3 separate regions of the Mus musculus genome follow, and regions 1 and 3 are each linked to region 2. Evidence: chromatin loops called from intact Hi-C (ENCODE). Cell type or tissue: heart. All regions are shown on one strand.

What was found. Peaks named below come from ENCODE experiments on the same cell type or tissue, not always from the same donor. Only the 100,000 strongest peaks of a DNase experiment are listed, where the experiment ranks them.
Region 1: it touches region 2 in a loop (2.1-fold over the local background); 2 of 42 quality-filtered maps call a loop at or near these places.
Region 3: a loop joins it to region 2, with 2.1 times the contacts of the local background. A loop is called at or near these places in 4 of 42 quality-filtered maps.

Annotation. Positions count from the first base shown.
Region 1 is chr9:63,292,277-63,297,276 of GRCm38, reverse strand. Map2k5 (mitogen-activated protein kinase kinase 5) reads left to right here. Exons shown (of 22, transcript NM_011840.3): 10 at 3,513-3,581; 11 at 3,672-3,753. Gm39355 (a long non-coding RNA gene) reads left to right here and starts at 4,502. Exons shown (of 2, transcript XR_870847.2): 1 at 4,502-5,000. In heart, no CTCF peak of the experiment used is centred here; a DNase peak (open chromatin) is centred at 2,236; H3K27ac peaks cover 253 bases.
Region 2 is chr9:63,375,856-63,380,855 of GRCm38, reverse strand. Map2k5 (mitogen-activated protein kinase kinase 5) reads left to right here and starts at 2,954. Exons shown (of 22, transcript NM_011840.3): 1 at 2,954-3,733. The coding sequence starts at 3,599. In heart, no CTCF peak of the experiment used is centred here; a DNase peak (open chromatin) is centred at 2,925; H3K4me3 peaks cover 2,507 bases; H3K27ac peaks cover 1,712 bases.
Region 3 is chr9:62,808,672-62,813,671 of GRCm38, reverse strand. It overlaps Fem1b (fem 1 homolog b), which reads left to right and starts at 2,024. Exons shown (of 2, transcript NM_010193.4): 1 at 2,024-2,614. The coding sequence starts at 2,367. In heart, a CTCF peak has its summit at 2,264; DNase peaks (open chromatin) are centred at 1,741 and 2,011; H3K4me3 peaks cover 3,752 bases; H3K27ac peaks cover 2,198 bases.

The DNA of each region.
Region 1 (5,000 bases), 84 kb after region 2:
GTAACATTCTGAAAATAGGTTTAACAGCATACAAAATTCCCTTAATGGCCTTTGTATGGACCGTTACTTGCCCCCGGAATATTTCTTTGCTTCCTTTGTTATTTTAAAGGGTGAAATGGAAGGTTAAGACTCAGAAGTGCATTTGATCTTTTCCTGACCCTCTCTTGACTTTTGTGTGACTTGAAGCATGTCACTTGAACCTCTCAGTGACCCCAGTTGCCTGGTGTCACAGGGGGACCGTGCAGAGCAGCAAATCTTAGTCCTTGTCTGAGCAGATTCACCTGCAGGGCCCTGCTGCCAGCCTAGAGCCAAGGGGGATCTCATTCTGCAAGGCAGTGGTCTATTGGACCACACTGAGGCTGTCTGGGGGCCGGTTTGGTGAGAGCCCTACTCATAGCTTTCCCAATTTTTATACATTCCCGACTGAGGCCTCTTTTTCACAGACAAACAACACATTGCTGCTCTTCTTTTCTCTGATCTGAGATACGATAAGAGAACTTTACAAGTTTTTGTTTTTAAAAGGAAGATCATTTTAGGAAAAATAGAAATGTGTCTATACCATGCAATCTAGAAAATTTTCTGCTTCACACAGCACATTTAGAAAATTATGCTAACCACATGTTAGATACTGTCTGATAATCACCTGCACACTTGCTAGCTCGGATTTGACCAGCTTTTGTTTGTTTGGTATAGGTAGCAAGACCATTGCAAATAAGTAGAGCAGAAAACAAACACAAATACTGCTAGCCATCTAGAAGCAGAACCTCTCTCTTCCATTACTGCCTCTGTAAAATCTTTCCAGTAGTAAAGCTCAGGGAATTTACTGGACTCCCCAGGATTGTTTTCTGATTGGAAAAGAATCCATCTAGCGGGATTTCTTAGCTGTGTATGTAGCATGCATTGAGTATCATTCCTGGAGTGCTTTGGATTTCTGCAGCTTTTAAAGCAGCATTTAAATGGACCATTTGATTAATCATTTGTATCCTGGCTGTAATCCTCCCAAATTTCCTTTCTGAGTTGTACATACTGTAAAAGACAATTATGTCTCCACAGATTAAATAAGTGAATTAAAACAGAATAGTGGCTTAATTTGACCTGTGATTTTGTTCTCCTTGCCTTTAGTAGAGCGCATGCCACTCCAGCAAATAAATGAAGTCATCCATGACAGCTCGTGATGAATTGCCGTATTTATACTGTATATTTTAATAGTCTCACACTAATTTAAATTGAGCACAGAGTAAATTATAATTCAGTCACTTGACTGCTTGTATTTAACTTGACAGCGCATCCTTGCGCGTCCTGTCCGGGAGATGTAGCAGAGAGAGAGAGAGCGGTGAGAATGCAGGCAGGGACCTCCATCCTGGCTGAACCCTTCCTCCCAGAGCTGCTTCCAGCTCCTTCTCTTCATTCCCTCTTAAGCACTTGGCTCAGCCTGAGGAGAGAAGATTCAGGCAGTCCACACTGTGCTGGAGCTTCAAAGGGAAAAATCCACACTCGCTGTAATTTTCTCCCTAGCTTTCAGAGGAAGAATTGGTCTGGTTTATTTTTAGCATTTTTAAAGCTCACTGGCAGGAATGCCCGGGGGAAGGGAGTTTACCTCTCACGAAATGCCAAGCTCCCAGAAAACAGAGCTCGTGCACATGCGCTGTGACAGCATGGAGTGGTCTTCCTCTCTGGAATTTGTAGAAATGACCTGATTTGCTTTTCGGGGGTTATGGACTCCCAGTGCTCTGGACTACAGCAAGTCTCGAGAGATCCAAACCAATCAGACCAGTGGGTGAGCCTCACGAATTCATCAGTCCTAGTCGAGTTTTGGTTAGTGTGGCACTTTGGTTTGTTTTGGTGTTTGCATCTTTGGTTTTTGGTTTAGTGGCAGACATCACACGATCCATTTCCCTTGGATAACAGCACATCTGGAATACTGCTTGTAAGGAACACTTTAATCAGGTCCATCTCAGTGACTGGGTGCTGCTCTGAGGCTTTGTCCTGGGTGCTAAGGAGTCATGGCTACTCAAACCCTGCCTTGCCCTGGCCATTCTGGCAGCTTTTAGGAGATGCTGGGGCATTAAAGCCAGTTGTGGTAAAGATGAATAAGGGTCAAGTCAGAGATGAATTCTGAGGTAGGTGTCTGGAGGTGGTGAAGCATTCAAGCTGGGTCTAAAAGGTCAAACCAGCTTTCATAATCAGTGACTGTGGAGTGGAAGGAGGAAACATGTGCACGGCCGCTAGGGTGGGCCGGAAGGCAGCTGTGTAGGAAGGATGAGAGGAGGGTTAGCAGGAACTCCAGAGTTGCAGCTTACTCCACATCATGGGAACTCAAGCAAGGTTCTTGTTCAAGGGACAGATAAGGTCTCGGAAATTGCCATCAACTCCAAAGCGTTGGCTAGCCATGTGCAGCCTTAGCCTTACTTCTTACTTACGTGACTGCTACCATTAGAAAGAGGGATATTAGAATAGTCATTTTCTTTCCTTGTGGTTTACATAACTCCCGTTTTTTGCTTTATTCAGTATAATGATACATGGTCCCCGTCTGAGATCGGAACTGTAACTCAGCACTGTAAGGTGTGGATTGACTGCTGTAGCAGTCCTGACGGTTAGGCTTTACTCAGAAGTGTTTACAATCAAACTCTGCTACAGTTCTTAAGGATTCTTCTCCACCTATTTTATGTTCTTACTGCCTTTTACAAATATATTTTTTAAAGGTTTTTTAAAACGTGGTTTCACTGAAGTACTTAGTCGTTGAGCCGGGTGGGGTTCTGACTCTTTGGTAGGGTACTCTTGGTACCTGCACTCGTGAGAAGGTTCCAGATCAGTCCCCAGTGCACACAGCTGCCTAAGGGAAGAGGAAAGTCTTTGAATTAAACTCGAGCCTGCCCTGGGCAAGAGCGTTAAGTTCATATACTTGGACATTTCTGTGTTATAAAATCCACCTTGGTGGCAGATACTTAAGGAAAACCACAACCCGTCAGGAGGTCCTGGCTAAGCGTGGGAGTCAGGTGACGTGAGGACCTCTCCAGCTCTCAAGTCTGTCAGCATTTATAAAGAAACATTACCCACATGGGAGGAAGTAAGGTGACAGGGTTTTTAAACTCCCATTTCTTTTATTTCTGAAAATCCCATTTTAAAATGTTCTTTTATTTACCATCCCCTCTGCTTATCTCCGAGTGCCTGCTCACAGGGCTCTGCTCTTTTAATGATCTTCTTCTGAAAATAGCCGGTGTGGCTCAAATAGGGCACATAAATTGAGTGTTATAACTTAACTGACTTTTAAAGCCATTAATGCTGACCTCTGAGACCTGGCTCCTTCCAGGGTTCCATCAATCACCTCTGTACCGCCTCCTCCAGCGCAGAGGCTTAGCTTCAGAGACAGCTTTTTTTTTTTTTTTTTTTTTTTGGTGCTGGGGTTATGGGGATGCTGCATAAAGAAAGCACGGTATTTCTTTAGTTCTTGTATCTCACGTGCTATGTAACTTAAGGTAGACGAATGTGTTGACGCTGCTGTGTCTCTTCAGGTTATTCTGTTAGACATTACACTGGAGCTTCAGAAGCAGATCATGTCTGAGCTGGAAATCCTTTATAAGGTATTTTTTTCTTGGTCACTTTTATCTATGTAAATGCACATGGTGTCAGCATCTAGGTGTTAAACTACTTTTGTCTTATTTTTGTTACAGTGTGACTCATCGTATATCATAGGATTTTACGGGGCATTTTTCGTAGAAAACAGGATTTCAATTTGTACAGAATTCATGGATGGTGAGTTGTTCCCTTTAAACTACATTAAAAATGATTTTTTGAATCGATTGACGTAAATGTAGTCTTGACACAGATGTCCATTCCACTTTGGAGTGAGTGGCATGTGTTAACAACTGCCTTCTTTACACTGGCAGTTCTCTTCTGTTAGGGTTCCTGCTATTAGATATTTGTAGCTTGAGTGTAATAACAAGAATGCAAGTTAATCTCCTTTTACTAAAAATTTGCACTCGGGTCCAGTCGGCGCGAGGTCCCTGCTGCCTCTGTGCAGCCTGCCTTTGCTGGGAACAGATGCTCTGTTCTTTTAATGTTTCAGTCACCAAAACAGATTTTCTTCTAAAGAAATCTATTAACCCAATGTCCTGTGTCTTTCAGAAAGAAATAGGTTCTTAATTGCTAGACAAGAAATTGTTTTTCAACACAGCTGTTTAGCCGAGCTGCGTTTGGCTCTGTTTGGACGTCAGGCCTGTCCTCCTCTGCTTCTCATTCATGGCCATCAGCAGCACTCCCTTGATCTGAATATTGTGACAGGATATAGAGCTCTGGAAATCCTCTCACTGAAATGTCATTGTTACTCTTTTTTTAATGTATTGTAAATTTGGACACGTTCCCACCTTTTACAAGGTCAGTTTCAGTATCTAGCCTCCATTAAAATGTAGCATATGTGCCTTTCTACTTTCTTAGGTACATGCACACACAAAACAGACATACCATACACATACATACATACCACACATGTGCACCACTCACACAAGAAATATACCACCATACATACATACACACACTACACATACATACATACATACATACATACACAAATGCATACACGTTTTTACTTCTTTATGTATACACACCATGCAGCCACATATACACACACACCACACATATTCTACACAATACACTCCCCACACACATCACACATATACATACCATACACATGCATCATCTATATACACTACACACATGCACACTCACACATAGGCACACCTTTCAACTTCTTTAGGTAAACACATATATACCACACACATAAACATACACAGTTACACCATACATATACACACACCATAAACACACACAGGTACACACACACAAACACATACCCTTGATAACCACATAGGTAGTGTAATGGACACCGGTTAGGAAGCATGGGTTTGTAATCCCAGTACAGCTCACTCTTGTGAACGTGCATCCTTTGAGATCTGTATAACTTCAGTTACATTAAAACACTTTTTATTAAGATAGAATTAAGA
Region 2 (5,000 bases):
CACTTTTGTAAGTGAAAAGTTCTAGAAATTGATTGTGTGACAATACAAACGAACTTAAACAGTGCCGAAGTATATACCTAAAAAGGGAAAATCTGATCTTATGTGTGTTTTATCACAATTAACGTACATTAAAAACCAGTCGATATCTGTCTCAGGGTTTCTATGCTATGAAGAGACAGCACGACCATAACAACTCTTATTTAAAAAAATATTTAATTGGGCTGGCTTACAGGTTCAGAGGACTAGTCCATTGTCATCATAGGGACAAGCATGAAGGCATGCAGCCGACACTGTGTTGGAGAGGAGCTGAGAGTTCTGCATCCAGATGTGCAGGCAGCAGAAAGGGAGAGCAACATTGGGCCTGGCTTGGACTTCTGAAACCCTAAAGCTCACCCCCATTAACACACTTCCTCCAACAAGGCCACACCTCCCAAGAGTGTCACTCCCTATGAGTTTATGGGGGCCATTTTCATTCAAACTGCATAACACCTAATTTTCAGAAACACCTTCTTTTCAGTTAAGGTTACACACAAGTAAGGATTTACCAGGGCAGTCAGCAGCATCTCCTTCAGTGTTTCCTTCCCATATTCCCTCTGGGCCCATTTCTCCTTGCTTTTACCACCATCTGATATATTTTATTCATTTTTGTGTTTCTTCCATCAGAATTTAGAGAGAAACTTTCTATCATAGTCATTTAGAAGCAGGTCCTCTGTGCTAATCATTGTCTCATTCTCCTTTTATTATTTTGTTTTTTGGGTTTTTGTTTTGTTTTGTTTTGTTTTTTTGAGACAGGATTTTTGTGTGTAGCCCTGGCTGTCCTGGAACTCTCTCTATAGACTATAGACCAGGCTAACCTCGAACTCACAGAGATTTGCCTGAGTCTGCCTCATGGTGCTGGGATTAAAGGCATTTGCCACCACAACTGGTTCATGTGTCAGTTTTCAATGATAAGCAACTTATAAGTAGGGGGGAGGAGGTATATATTTTGCCTCATAAGTTCACAGATTTTAGGCCATGATCTCTAGGCCTGTGGTTAGGCAGACTTCCACACATCAGCGAGTGTGTGGGAAAAGGCAGGAAGTAAAGGTGTTTTCTTCATGGCTGACAAGAAACAGAAGAAGGAAGAAGGGCACTGGTCCCAATAACGTCGTATAATATGCCCCCAAGAACCTATCTTACTCTCACTGACCCAACATTAGATTCTATCGTCTCCTGGCAGTGCCACTGACGGACAAGCAAGGCTTGAGCATATGGGGGACATTTCCAATCCAAACTTTAACCCCCTTTAAGTAGGAAAGAAACAAGCATAAACCTTCTACTACAATTAAAGTACTTTATGGCTACCAAACTACCTCAGTCAGAACTTGTGTGGCTACTTATGTCTACTGTTAAAAAGAAAATACTATGTGCAAAAACTTTAAGATCATAAACATATATCCCTTTAATTTGGACGGTGGTGTTTATATTACTTAACAAAGAGGTACTTTTGAATGTTAATAGTTCTGTGAAACTCTGCTCAAATAATAAAGTCTTAAGATTTCATGCTATGTAAAGGCTACAAAAAGTTGAAATGTGATTATATTTGCTCTTTAGATATTTGGGAAGCTGAGAGACTGCCATTCATATATTTAAAAAAGTGCTTCAGAATATACATGCAAATTTGGCAAATGGTGTTGGTTTTCCCTATGGTACTATGAATTTTTAAAAAGACGTTTTAACAAATCATAGGTTAATAGAAAATCTCTAGTTTTGTAGTTAATTTTCCTTAATAATAGAAATAAAGTTTAGATTAAGAAGTACATGGCAAAATAGTGAATTTTTCTTTAGCACTGAAGAGCAGTTACAAAGGGGTAGTTCCAACAGTACCTGGAGAATCGGTCTACGTGAATTCCTACCTAAGCTATTAAGGAATAATAACTAAAAGATGGTCATTTATCTCCTACAATGGCCTTTCAAATGCAACAGGAAAAAAGCCCAAGTAGAGGAAATTATGCCACAAATTTTGGTATTACATTGAAAATGATCAACATTTAATTGTTCCTCCTCTTACATTAATCACATATCTGTTTATTCCGGGGAAAGTGGACACTGGTCCCACCACCCCACGCACTATGTTTATGCATAATCAGCCCCAAAAGGTAGAGATAATAGCATAATTTAATTACAAATAAAGGGCCTACCTACACGTTGCCATTTGTAAGCAATTCTTTTGTATAGACACATAGATCAACAGGATTATGCACTTTAAAATGTGAGGTAACAAGGCATTTAAAAATAACCAAGGTTTACGGCTACTGCCCTGCTATCACTGACTGCATAAACACTGCAATTTAGCTGAAAATATATGGAACAGACGGGATATTTTTGCAACGGTTGAATAAGATATTATGATGCCAGAAATACAGCTGTCCCCAGGCAGTTAAGCGCTCTCCATTGAGTTTCTTTACTGTTGCTTTTGAGTAGGAGATTGCTTGGTACTGTAGGTCACTGGTTAGGGTAAAGGACCTCACTGAAAAATTCATGCACACTTTGCTAACGTGGGAGAAAAAATAGTGGTATTTTGGAACTGTTAATTGGAAGAAGGGGCATAAAAACATGCTTTTTTTTTTTTTTTTCTTTTTTTAATAAAAAGGTCTTGCCTGGCTCTTGCCGATTTAATGTAACAAACCCGCGGATAGTAAAAGGTATATAACTTGACAAGCTGGTGCTGCCGTCTTGTCCTTCACCGCCTTTTCTGCATGATCAAACCTTAAATTGTTTTACGGACAGCCCCCAGCCGTAGATCCGTGTCTTCCTGGGTTTTCTAGGCTCCTTTACCACTACCTGAAGAGATGGAAGTCAGCCAGTCCTAGCACGAGATCCCTGCTCCGCCCCAGCTGCCCTCTTCCAACATGGCGCCCCAGGAGGCGGGTCCCACATGTCGGCTCCCCGGGTTCCGGCGCCATCGCGTTTTGGTTCCGGAGTAACAGCGGTCTAACGGCCGCCTTCCTCCTCCTCTCGCCGCCACCTCCGCTGCCGGGACGCGGGCCTCAGTCGGACGATCCTGCACGCGCCGCGCCCTCCGGTTCCGGCTGCGGTCCGGGACCCGCCCCTTGACCCCGCGGCCCTGGGCCCCCCTGCCTGGTTGGAGGGCAGGCGCCACCGGTGCACCTCCGAAACAGCCCCGACCCAGCCCGCGGCGCCCGGCCACCGTCCCCTTGCCCACCGAGACACTCAGGACGGCAGGACCCTGGCCACTGTACCTGCCTTAAACCAGGCCGTTGCTCCGCTGTCTCCTCTTACTCACAAGGACTACAGAATGCTTGTGGGTTCTGTTTTGTCCACTTTTGTAACTCCAGGACCTTCCGCTCTCTACTAATTCCTCTTGGCCGGTCCCCCAACAGTGCATCCTCTCCTAGGGACACTCCACACGACCTGGGCCTGGTTTTGGGCCTGCAAGCTCCCTCCTGATCGCTCCTCTTCACTTCTCCCCATCTTCTTGCTCCCTATTTATCGCCTGCCTTCTGTCTATCGTTCCCCTTGTCACTTCTTGGGGCTCCTCCTAAGTAGGGGCAGGTCGGTACCCCTCGCCCCAGGATGTGAGACCCTTTAACCTGTAATGCTGTGGCTGGCCCTTGGCCCCTTCTGTGCCATGGAGAACCAGGTGCTGGTGATTCGGATCAAGATTCCAAATAGTGGCGCGGTGGACTGGACCGTGCACTCCGGGCCGCAGTTACTCTTCAGGGATGTTCTGGTGAGTGGTGACTTTAGTGGCCAAATCCCAGCGTTGGGGATTATGGATCTGGATAGGCAGCATCTTGACCATTGGTGGCCTGAGCTGGCCTCTGGTGGGGTCAACTTACCTGTTTTAACCACAGTCTCGGTTAATTGCACTCACTGAAAACTGGTAAATGTGCAGCGCCCTGGGAAATTGATGTATCCGACTGAACCCCTGCCCTCAGGAAGCTCACAGTCTGGACTGTGACTTACACACCAGTGCAGACAACTGGGATGTAAAGAGTTTTAAAACTGTTTCTTATATTTTTCTCAAGTATTTGGAAAGGATTCCTGCCCTCATTCTAGCCCTGTCACTGCTGAGTTTCCTGAACTTGTGACCTGCTGGGAAAGGGACACCAGGGCAATCTTAGTTTACAATGGTTAAGCAAACCTTAGATGCCACTGAATGGGAGACCTAGACTTAACTATCAATATGGAAAGGATGCTGCCTGTTAGAACTACAGCACATCATTCCGTGACAAACACAGCTCAATTTCAGAGATGTTGAGTGTTCAGGGAAAATTTACATCTTAGAATCAACAGTGCATTGCCTTGGGATGCTTAGAATATATTTCACACAAAATTATGAAGGTTAATGTAGGCTGGCCCTTGAGTCCATATATAATATATACTATAAAACATTATGTATGTGTGTGTTTGTCCTGAATAGAGAGTAAAAGGACCTTCCGAGGACTTGCTCCTGAGGTTGAGAGTCAGTGCCAAAACTATAGCTTCCTTACTTAGTATATGAGTATATGTGTGTGCAGATGTGTGTGCGTGCATGTGGAGATCAGAGATCAGCCTCAGATGTGCTCAGGTGCCATCCACCTTGTTGTTTTGGGATAGGGTTGGCTGGCCAGCAAGCCCTGGGCATTCGCCTGTTTCAGCATTCCCAATGTTAAGATTACAAGCACTCATGCCACCAAGCCTGGGCCACCTGTCAAGCACCCACTTCCTAGGTTTTTTGTTTATTTGTTTGTTTTTGTTTATTTTTTATTTTTATTTTTTAACATGGGTCTAGAGATTAGTCTCAGGCCCTCATGTTTGCATAGGAAACACTTTGCCAGCTGAGCCATCTCCCTGGCCCCCAAATTTACTTTTGTTTCCTGTAGTGTCCCCATATACTTCAGTCCACGTGCATCTTTCTAGTCAGTTGACATTAACAGGGTGACATATATGTATGTCCACAGTAACTCAGCAGGAGAATTTGGTGTACGGGGAAGAATGTTTTAACAGGCAGATGT
Region 3 (5,000 bases), 570 kb after region 2:
AGACAATCTGAGGGAGGTGTTTTATTTCTGCTGACATTCTGCCTTGCCAGATGACTCTAGCTTCTGTCAAGTTGACAGGAAACAAACAAACAAAAACAGAAGACAACAACAAAACAGCCTCCAAGCCTCCCAAAACAAAAACAAAACAAAAAACCACTCCCCTTCAAAACCTTCACAACTAGCCAGCACAGCCTAAAAAACACTTGATTTTCTTACAACCTGAAGTCCCAGCGCAAAAACAGGCCAGCTTTCCCTTCTACTAGTTATGTCAGCAGAAGTTAGGGATTTAAGAGATGGTTCAGTGGTTGCTTTTCCAGAGGATACAGGTTCAATTCTCTTCCACTACATGCTGGCCCACAACCAATCTTTAGTAGGACCTGATAATTTCTTTTGAAGGCACAGTGGCATTCATGCAGACACAGAACCCGAATACATAAAATACAGAAATAAATATTAAAAAGGAAATCTTATCTTCAGTTCTTATTTCCAAGACTGTTTTTTTTAATAGTGTAAGCCCCCTCCCCCCGACATTTGCATAGGGATCTGAAAATAGGTAACTGTTTTAGGAGATAATCTGAGAAGTGGTTTATCCTCCACTTAATCCCAGCCTCTCCTAACTGGCCTTTGAACTTCTAAACTCTTGCTTCCTGGGCTATGTTCTGCACACATTAGGGAGCATGCATGTGATCTTAAAAAAAAAAAAAAAAGCGCCATCTTGTCACTTTTCTATTTAAAACTCCCTAAATGCAATCCCAGAGTAAACCAAACCGTTTGCATAGGTCACTGGGCCACATGACTTGCATCCTGCTGACTTAATCCTTTAGAACTCTTCCTACAGTCAGCAGCCACACTGCTTCTGTTCTGAGCTCACCATCTGTCTTCTGCTCAGGATCTTTGAACTATTTCCATTGTCCAGCCTCTGTTTCAGGCACCTGTTACAGAGGACTTCTCTGACCACCCAGGCGAAGTCTCCTAGTCCACACCCATAGCCCTTGTTTCATAGTAATGACATGAATCCAACAACTCTACATCATTTATTTGTCTGCTTTCTCCACACAACCACACAAGCCCCAGGAGAGAAAGGCCTAGCCTAGATGAAGAAATCTCTGATGCTAACCAAAGCCTTGTACGTGAATGGCTTATAGCATTCTTTGGATAAATGCTCTTTTCAAATCCTAACAATTCTGTGACGTGTAAGTGAGACAGCGGAGGTTCTGCAGGGTCAGGACTAGAGACTGGTTCCATCTGGCTATGACTGCTGCCTCTTAGCTCTTTATCTTACACACTTAATCCCCTTTCCTGGGAGGTCTGGTGAGGCTTTCAGTTGCTTTTCAGTGAAGCGGCTCTCGCCCTCCCAAATTTCGGAGGCTCATAATAGCCCTTATTCAAAAATGGATCTTTTGGGTGCTCTTTCCCCTTTTCCTGTGGCCCCCACCTCGCGCCCCCGCGCGTGAATCACTGGCAGACAGTATCCCACAGTAATAATCATAAAACTGGATGTGCTTTCTAGCCCGTAGATTCAGTAGCCTTCTCTCCGCCCCCAGCCTTGACTAAGCATCCTAGGGTCCTGTGGGGGCGAGATGGCTACTTGCGTCAAGGGCACTAGGGACTTTCAAACCCGCATCAGAGCTCAGCTAACTGCGCACAGCGGAACCTTTCTTTAGGATAGCCTCGTTTGCCCGCCGGTCGGTTTAGGAAGCAATACCTACTTAAGCGTCCCTCCCACTCCTGCCTTCCCTCCCTCCCTTCGGCTCCGTCTGCGGCGGCTGCTTTCCTCCCGCCCTAAGTTCCGGTGCTGGTGCTGCCGGCGCGGTCCGCGAACACCCACGCGCGGCTCACGGGAGCCCCGCTCGCCAGCGGACCCTTTCGATCGCCGGTGGGCGAGTGCCCGCGGTTTTCCTGCGGCGAGGAGCTAAGTGGAGGCCGTTCCAGACCCTCCGGCCCGGCGCGGGCAGGCGTGCACATCGCTCGCTATCCAGGGCGTGCGCGGGCCTCTCGAGACCCCAGCGGCGACCCGTAGCTCGGGCGCGCGCCTGTCGCAGCCCGCAGGAAGGAGGCGGCCTGAGACCCGGGGCGGCGGCCGCCATGGAGATCCCCTCGGCCCAGGGCCGGTGCCTGGGGCCTCGGGGGCGGCCCTGACCGTCCTTCTCCCCGCCCGGGCCGGGTCCCACTTGTGCCTCCGGCGGTGCTCGGCCACCTCTGCGTCTCCGCCCTCCCTGGGTCGCGCTGCTGCCTGGACACGGCGGCGGCGCCCTGTTGAATGGGCTGTGAGGGCCCGGGTCTGAAGTGCTGGTGGACGCGGCCTCCGGGGGCGCAAGGCAGCAGCAGCGGTGGCGACCAAACGGGTGTTGGAGTTGGCGGCGGCCATGGAGGGCCTGGCTGGCTATGTGTACAAGGCGGCCAGCGAGGGCAAGGTGCTCACTCTGGCTGCCTTGCTCCTTAACCGGTCAGAGAGCGATATCCGCTACCTGCTGGGCTATGTCAGTCAGCAGGGAGGACAGCGCTCCACACCCCTCATCATCGCAGCCCGCAATGGGCACGCCAAGGTGGTGCGCTTGCTGTTAGAACACTACCGTGTGCAGACCCAGCAGACCGGCACCGTCCGCTTCGACGGGTAGGTACATCCCAACTCCATCCTCCCTCCGACGCGCGCGGGCCTCCCAAGCCCTGGATCCTCTCATCCTTCATTAACCCTGTTTTCATGTGTGGACTCAGTTCTTTTTCATATCCCTTCACCCCCATTGATGCCCACCTCGTCTCCCAGAGCTATGCTTTGCTGCCTTTTCTTATCGACTCCTACCCTTTTCCCCCTGTAGGTGGTAGCCACACCCTGGGTCTTGAGATCTATAGTCTTCATTAGTCAGCGAACACGCACTGTCGGAGTGGTGGCTGCCCATCTAGGTTTTTGTATCTTTATATCAGCACTGGCGTAGTAACCTAGATCGGAAATTAACGAGATCAACAATTAAAATTGAGGACCTTTTGATGCTTCATTTAACCTCTCCATATCCCTTCTCCTCCCGCTCCCCCCCTCCCGTGGTCGGATCGAGCCTCAAGCAGGTCGTGGGACTATCTGTTAAAATAAGCCCCTAGAATCTTGTCATGCAGCTGGGCATCTCTAGGCACGGTTCTGACTCTCCCACAATGCTGGCCAATATTTTTGGCTGTACAGGTGGCTCTGGGCCTGGCGTAGAAGTTACGCCATTGCTAAATTACATGTATAGGGTGATACAGTGGGAAGGTTTCACAAACACTTAACATTGTTCAAAAATTTACTATTTACTATTATTCTAATATTTTTTTTCATTTGAGGTTAATTGTACATATTTTTGGGGGGCGGAGGAAGATAACAGAGTCGTCACGTTTGATACCTTTTTTTTTTTTCCTGTGCTGAACGATTGCGGAATGATTGGCATAATATAGCTGTATTCAGTTTGCTTTGTTTACATTGGTTTTTGTTGACCTGTAAATGAATAAGCTATTACTAGTTTAGCATTTTCTTTTGCAGTAGGTGGAATCTACGTATAGAAATGCAATTTAGTTTTGGTTAGTAAAAACTGCCTGACCAAAAAAGCCTGTTTGGAAGCATTCTTATATTCTCTAGCCCCTCCCTCCCTCCCTCCCTCCCTCCCTTCTTCTTTGCTACTTCTGGTCTCCAAAACCAGGTCTTGCTGCATAGCCCAGGCTGACCTGGAATCCCCCAACCTCTTGCTTTAGCTTCCATTATAGGTGTGGGCTTTAAAGCATCTTTTTTTTTTTTTTTTTTTTTTAAAGATGAATGTTAAATTTTGTTTGTTTTTTTTTTTTTTTTTTTTCCTCCTTAAACCATAAAAGCTTTTGAGTCAGTTTTAAATGAGAGGGAAATGATTTGGACTGTTGTATTCTAATGAAATGCCAGCCCCTGGGTCATAGCTTATATTTGGTTCTAGTGTAGATAGTAGGAAGATGAGCAAAGATGGCAACCTGATTCATGCCTATTCTTTGGCTTTGTGTCCTAGAGATCTCCAGCATCTCACAACTTTACCTATGCCTGAAGCAGGATGGCCCCACTATGTAAACATTCATATCTATTAAGTTAGGAATGAGTCCCTGTAGTAGCAGCTGTTGCTATGGAGCTTGTTGAGATCTGGGTTGATAAGAGAACCTGTCAGGAAGAAATTAGTTTTCTCACAAATTTAGAAAGGCTCTGGCCATTGCTGTCTTAGATCATGGACGAGAAAGCTGTTTTGAGGTGACAATGAAAAGAACCTGATGCCAGGTGTGGTGATGCAGGCCTGTAATCCCAACATTGGGAAGTAGGAAACGTATGTAAATTTGAGGTCAGCTTGGTATATAAAGGTTCCAGGCCAGCTAGTGCTGCATAGACCCTGTATCAGAACAAACAAGTACCCCTCCGCCTGATTCCTGACGTGATTGGAAATGCAGTTTTGAGCCTGTGTACCTGAATATCTTGTTCACCATTCTGCACAAACTAGTGAGATTAAGAAATTCTAAAGCAGACAGACAGTTGTCAGACATCCACTGTGTGCTAAGCTTTTGGTAGGGGTCTGTATTCAGAGACAAATGAGACTTCCATTGTAGAGGCTGACAGTTTGCTGAGAAGGGAGGGGAGAATCAAACATTAGTAATCACAGATAATCTGCCATTTAGGCTAATAAGAGTCCTTGAGGCTGCTGAGAGAACAGAGGAAGAGGAAGCCTTCAGCTTTGTGGTGGTAGAGAATCAAGGCTTGACAGAGGAGGTAGTATTTGAGCTGGATCCATGTAGTTGATAAACCATCACACTGTATTCTACCTAAAAGCTTTTATAACCTCTTAGGAAACCAAGTAGATTGGTTCTCAACTTGTGGTTTGTGACCCCTTTTACAGGAGTCCCATACTAGGTATCCTGTTATGATTCATAACAGCAAAATTACAGCTAGGAAGTAGCAACAAAAATAATTTTATGGTTGGGGGTCAGCACAACAGGAGGAACTAAATATGTGGGACTAAATAAAGGGT